Regions from separate parts of the Mus musculus genome. Here region 2 is linked to region 1. A link is a loop called in an ENCODE intact Hi-C map of the cell type or tissue named here. Cell type or tissue: left cerebral cortex. All regions are shown on one strand. Each heading gives the region's core, and the rest is flanking DNA. Links, peaks and the distances in the headings are about the cores only. Region 1 holds the start of Nxn (nucleoredoxin). Region 2 has its middle 33 kb from the start of 1700016K19Rik.

Region 1 (2,904 bases), core at 123-2,622:
CGCACGAAGTCCTGCCACTGCCGCTGGTCTTGGTCCGAAGACACGAAGACGATCTCCAGGCGGTGCCGGGGCTCTGGCTCCGCGGCTGCGCCGGCCCCCGCCCCGGCCCCCGGCCCGGCCGCCGCGTCCCCTCGCAGGCGACCGTAGAAGGCGGCCAGGCTGGCGCTGAGCTGCGCGCAGGGGGCGCTCAGGCTGCACCCGAAGTAGAGCCCCAGCAGCGCGATGCCGCGGGCGCCCAGCGAATGCACGTCCACCTCCTCGCCACCGCCCGTCACCAGCTTGTCTCCCAGCAGCTCCTCCAGGAAGCCCGACATCCTGGCCCACCGCAGCCCCGGCACGCGGGCGGGCGGGTGGGCTCGCAACAGCTACCGGCTCGCTGGTCCGCGCGGCGGGCGGAGGCAGCGGCGGCAGCGGAGGCTGAGAGGGGAGCCCCGCCCACCGGGCCGCCCAGCCACTCCCCTCCATAGCCACGCCCCCTCCGTGGCTGGCCCGCGCTGCGCAGGCAGGTCCCTAGCAGCTGGCGTCTTGGCGCGAGCCTCCGGTACGTGGCTAAAGTAAGAAACCTGACCCGAGTTCTACACCAGGACTAGATTGCCTGGACTTAAGGCAGGAGAACGATCCTCCCGGAACTGGCGCTTTCCGAGGCTGCAAAAGGAGCTAAACCGCATCCCTACCCCTTAATTCCTCTCACCTTTCACTTCTAAACCCTCTCCACACTGAAGTTCTGCACCGGTTCTTGCTCTTTTTCCAGCCTCTCCTTCTCCCTTCCCAATACTAACCCTTAAGACATTTTGAACCCCAAAGACCTCATATAAAACTTGTAGGGTTTTAACATCATCACCACCCAATGTCACTATATCAGGCCAGGTCTTGTTCATCAGTCATGTGTGTGTTTTGTGCTTGTTACTATAAGTAGACTGGCGGGCGCCACCTCTCTGTTTCTGATGCCAAGCACAAGAGAGAGAATTCATAAATACTTGTGGGCTGATTACAAGTCACAGTGTGGGATTTCAGTCCACAGGTCGCTGGAACCATTCCCCGATGGGAAATGGCTCTCTTCCATTTCCGTAAATGTATGCAACAGATGGCGCAGCGTTTCCAAATCAGTATTGGCTGCTCTCCTGACTTCATAGCTTATCTCAGGTCTGCTAGTAGTTGAGAGAGAAAAAAAATTTTAACCCCATCTTGAAAGATGCTTTCCAATGCCTAGGAAAGAACCCTGATTAAACAAATGATCTGTGGCAAGTTTCCTAGGCACGAACACAGGACAAAATGTACACTATTACACATACACATGCATACACACATTTTTAAAAAAGAGGACCATTCATGTGTATCAGCTCAGCTACTAACAACAGTGACATTTTAAGAGGAAAACCCAACCACTGGCTATCCTTCATGGCTTTCGAGGTTATTTCTTTCGTATCTGCCGCCATCTAATGGAAGAATGAAAGAGAGAACTCTACCAACACATAAGATGCAAAAGATTAAAGTGAAAGCAGCAGAATGCTTTAATTACACAGGCTTCCTCTACTGTAACACACACACACACACAAACACACACACACAGAGAGCACAAAGTGTATGACACAAGACCATTTAAATTTCAGAATATAACCTCATACTTCTAGTAGAAATGCCCCAAAGTCCTCAGTGTGTTTAAGGTAGAGAGAAAAATTGTTTAAGTTTTCAGGCCTGTAAAATATCATCACATGAACCAATGAAAGTGTTAAAGACAATCTTCACACACTGGTGCCACAAATGGTGGCTCACGCCTTTAATCCCAGCACCCAGGAAGCACATCTTTGTGAGTTTGAGGGCAACCTGGTCTACAACAGCCAGGCTTACACAATGACACCCTGCTTCAAAACACTAAATAAATTGTCTTATTCGTGTGTGTGTGTGTGTGTGTGTGTGTGTGTGTGTGTGTGTATTCATCTGGTATTACAGGGCATTGTGAGACACCCCATACAAATGTAGAGGTCCAAACATGAATTCTCTAGAGCTCTTAACCAAGCTGAGCCATCTCTCCAGCAACCCTAGCATCCTGTTTCTAAAGCCTTAAATTTATGGATATGATGGTGCGTTCCTGTAATCCCAACTGTTAGGAGGGTGAAAGCAAGAGGATCCTAAGTTCCAGGCCAGCCTGTAGGCAGAGGGAGGCTCTGCTTCAAAATAAACTCTTAAAGTGAATTAAAATGTTTCATCTTGGGGCTGGAGAGATGGCTCAGTGGGTAAGAGCACCCGACTGCTCTTCAGAAGGTCCTGAGTTCAAATCCCAGCGACCACATGGTGGCTCATAACCATCTGTAATGAGATCTGACTCCCTCTTCTGGTGCATCTGAAGACAGCTACAGTGTGCTTACATATAATAAATAAATAAATATTAAAAAAAAAGTTTAAAAAATTTCATCTTCCCATCGGAGTCACATTTGAAGTATTCCTGAGTGGGTATGTGATTTCACATGTCTGAAAGCGTGTCAGACAGATAGATATCTGCAGTCAGACATCGTCAAATTCTAAACATATGTGAAAGGAGGCCAGGCATGATGGCCAGATATGCCTTTAGTCAAGGCAGAGTCAAGGCAGATCTCTGTGAGTTCGAGGCCAGCTTGGTCTATATAGCAAATTCCAGGCCAGAGCTATGTAATAAGACCCTGGCTCAGTTCACAAAAATGTGCTTCAACCCAAAGAACAGAGGACCAGGAGCAGAAATAGGCGAGGAAAGGCTCCGGGGGATCGGGAAGTGGGGAAGTCATTACTGAGTTGGTAAACTGGGCGCAAGAGCGGCGTGCAGAGGTCACGTGCTCAGCAGCATCCTTTCATTACTTTACAGGAAAGCAGTTTCCACTGGAGTGTGTCCAAGCCGGCATCTGGCACCTGGGAAAGTGAGAGTCCGAACAC
Region 2 (2,904 bases), core at 217-2,716, 430 kb before region 1:
AGGTGCAGAGCACTTGTGGGAAATGTGGCGGTGAGCAAAGCTTACAGATCACCTCATGTTCCTGCTTTTTTCAGTTGGGAGCCAAGTGGCCCTCGGAGGCAGCGATGGAAGGAGCAATCTCTTAGGGTGGGGGCGAGACAGAGCCTGAACTATAGGGGCCGGCTTCTCCAAGAGGCTTTCGCCTTGCTCTGGGGCCTCAGGAATGCCCCTTTCCCTCCCCTGCCCTCTGCTGCCCCGAGGATCAAAGCTTGCCGGCTGCACAACCCGACTGACAGCTACTTTTCCCCTGGACCCCACTGGCTCAAGTCTCACTGAGATCCGGTTTCCACTTTCAGCATCCCCCAACCTTTCCCCCAAGGGAACCGCTAAGGTTTATCAGACACACAGGTGGAAAATCAGGTCGCTTTGCCCTGCTCCACCTCGGAATTCGCAGACGGCCGGAGACCCCTGGGAGCAGGCAGGGAGGGTCGCCATCCTGAGCTCTCGGCGGCGCCCCGAGTGGATTGAAACACTTCCCCAAAGCTGTCTGGCCGCGGGGAGGGGTCTTCCAGGGGCAGAACCGGCTGACTCGGAGGACACCCTCCACCCTGCACCTGCACACCCAAGGGCTCCACGTGCTTTCGAGTTCCCACTCCTGAACGCCAGCCAGTCCTTTTGAGCCGAGCGCCCAAGGCCAAGGACACCCCACACACAAACGCCAGAAACCGAAAACATTGGATCCTGCCCACCCTACCCCGGCCGGACACTGAGGGACCGGGACGGGACGCTGGCCACCACCTGCAGGCCCCTCCCGCCGCCCGCGCGCGCTCGCTGGGCTCCGCACTTGTTGACTCACTCGCGGGCGCGCTCGCCCCAGCGCCGCCTGCCGTCCGCACCTCCCGCGCCCCTCCCCCACCGGCCGCCCGCGCCCCGCGCCACTCCGCGCCCGGGACACACCCGGAGCCGCGCGAGGTACACCCTCCGCTCCGGGCTGTAGGCTAAATCCCGGAGTAAGAGCGCGCCGGCGGAGCGGACCGCGGCGCTGTCCCGGGACAGCTCTCCTGCAGCCCGGAGTCTCCGGCAACGGAGAGAGATAGAGGGCGGGCAAACCTAGGAGGGCAGCTGGGCACCAGGCCCTGCCCGCGCCCCAACGGTGCTCAGGAACGGTCCCCACCCCAGGTTCCAACATCTACAGGATCTGAGCCCTAGCTCCCGGACCATCGCGTGCACGCGTTCTGGCCCCCATCTTGGAGCCAAACACACACACACCGGGGCCCCGAGAGACTGGGCCCCAGAAAGGGGGGTGGCCCCACTTTAGCTACACTTACCTGGGGCTTCGCCCCGTCCGGGCGCGCTCCCTGGCTGCCCTCTGGCGGCCACCTCAGGTACCGGGCGCGCGCCCCGCCCCGGTCCGCCCCTCTCTGACCTGGGACCTGTTCCTGCCAACTGAAGAGCTCTGGCCCGAGGCCATCTGATAGGCGCCATCCCCCTTTAGATGGCTCATCTTGGCACGGAGTGGATCTCGAGGGCTCCTTTTAGTTACAGATAACGAACAGCTCCGTCTTTTCTTTAAGGAGCTTCAAGCCTCTTCTTAGCAACCCCAGGAGGCAAAAGATAGGGCTTCTGGAAACCTAACACTAGCTGGTGCTCAATGTGTGTTTGTGGAATAAATGACTGGAGGAGGCGAATGGATGCTACAGTCTGCAAAGGAAGCAGCCGCCCAGAGCCTAAGCTCTTGTCTGCTTTGTCTTGACTGCCAGTTCAAAATGAATCAAGTTGTATTCATTTCCAGCCGCTGTACGCCTGAATGGTGCATATGCATCCAAGCGGAGTGGAGACATTTCTCCAGCCCCTCAGACTAAATGTTTAAGGAAAAAAAAAAAAAATCCTGAGATGGCCTTAGACATCAGTAGCCAGGTGAAAAGCCTGGGATTCCTGGTTGTCATATTAACTCAGCAGCCCCGATTAGTCCCTAGGTCATATCGACTTTCATCTGGACTCTGATCTTCCCCTATGGAAAATGCGATCTTGTGTGAATCTGTGCGACCTGCCAGGAAACTTCCTGTAGTACAGAGATGTTGCATGGCTGCCCTAGCCACTAGGAACAAGAGACTGGATGTGTTACTTCGTTTAATTTGACTTAATATAAACTGCCACTCTGTATCAGGCAGTGAAGCCTGAGCTTCTGTCTTCTCTTCAGGAGGGAGAGAAGAATGAGAACCGAATGCGGGGGAAGCCCCTAACAGCTGGCTCATTGTAAGGGTCAATAGTGGGAGTTAGTAACCGTCATCGCCTCCATCCTGTCATTTCCCCTCATCCTCAGATCTCAAGGATTCAGGGCTACCTGTCCACCCACAAGCTCCCTTTTAGGAGTCCCTCATAGTACATCATGCATAGCCTGTTACAGTGCACTAGTTTCTGGGATGCCCAGCCTCTCTTTGGAAAATGGGCCATGAGAAATTGATTGATTACCCCCATTGCCTTGCTTTAATTTAGTCAGCGCTTTAGCCTGCAAAGGTTTTCCTCCTCCAACAAGCAAGGCTTCTAGTGGGCGCTGGTGGTACTTCAAACTGGTACTTGGGTTATACTAAGGAGCGATCTCTTGCCAGTTTCCTTAAAGTTTTATTTCCTAGGTATCTCATGTGGCCTCCCCCAACCCCCACCATCACAGCAATACAACCAGCCTTATACAACCAACTGTTCTTGTTTAGCTTTTACCTGGGGGCATCTTGTATATGAGAGGAGACACAGCCTAGGCCTCCAGTCCTGCTCCTGTGTGAAATGGCCCCATCCTCACTGGTGATTCTCACGTGCCCACTAAATGGGAAGGGGGACATACTTCCACATATGTCTGTCTGTCTGTCTGTCTATCTGTGGCTGTAAGAGAAGAGGGTCCACGAATGTGAATATATTCACCATCTTAGG

The links. Peaks named below come from ENCODE experiments on the same cell type or tissue, not always from the same donor. Only the 100,000 strongest peaks of a DNase experiment are listed, where the experiment ranks them.
Region 2: a loop joins it to region 1, with 4 times the contacts of the local background. A loop is called at or near these places in 2 of 42 quality-filtered maps.

The regions. Positions count from the first base shown.
Region 1 is chr11:76,398,747-76,401,650 of GRCm38, forward strand. Nxn (nucleoredoxin) reads right to left here and starts at 395. Exons shown (of 8, transcript NM_008750.5): 1 at 1-395. The coding sequence starts at 314. In left cerebral cortex, for the core only: CTCF peaks have their summits at 211, 1,436 (motif pointing left) and 2,319 (motif pointing left); DNase peaks (open chromatin) are centred at 404, 1,054 and 1,417; H3K4me3 peaks cover 900 bases; H3K27ac peaks cover 234 bases.
Region 2 is chr11:75,965,852-75,968,755 of GRCm38, forward strand. It overlaps a transcript of Rph3al not described here. Among named protein-coding and RNA genes, the nearest start is that of 1700016K19Rik, 33 kb to the right of the region's middle. In left cerebral cortex, for the core only: a CTCF peak has its summit at 1,349 (motif pointing left); DNase peaks (open chromatin) are centred at 824, 1,426 and 1,596; H3K4me3 peaks cover 1,264 bases; H3K27ac peaks cover 613 bases.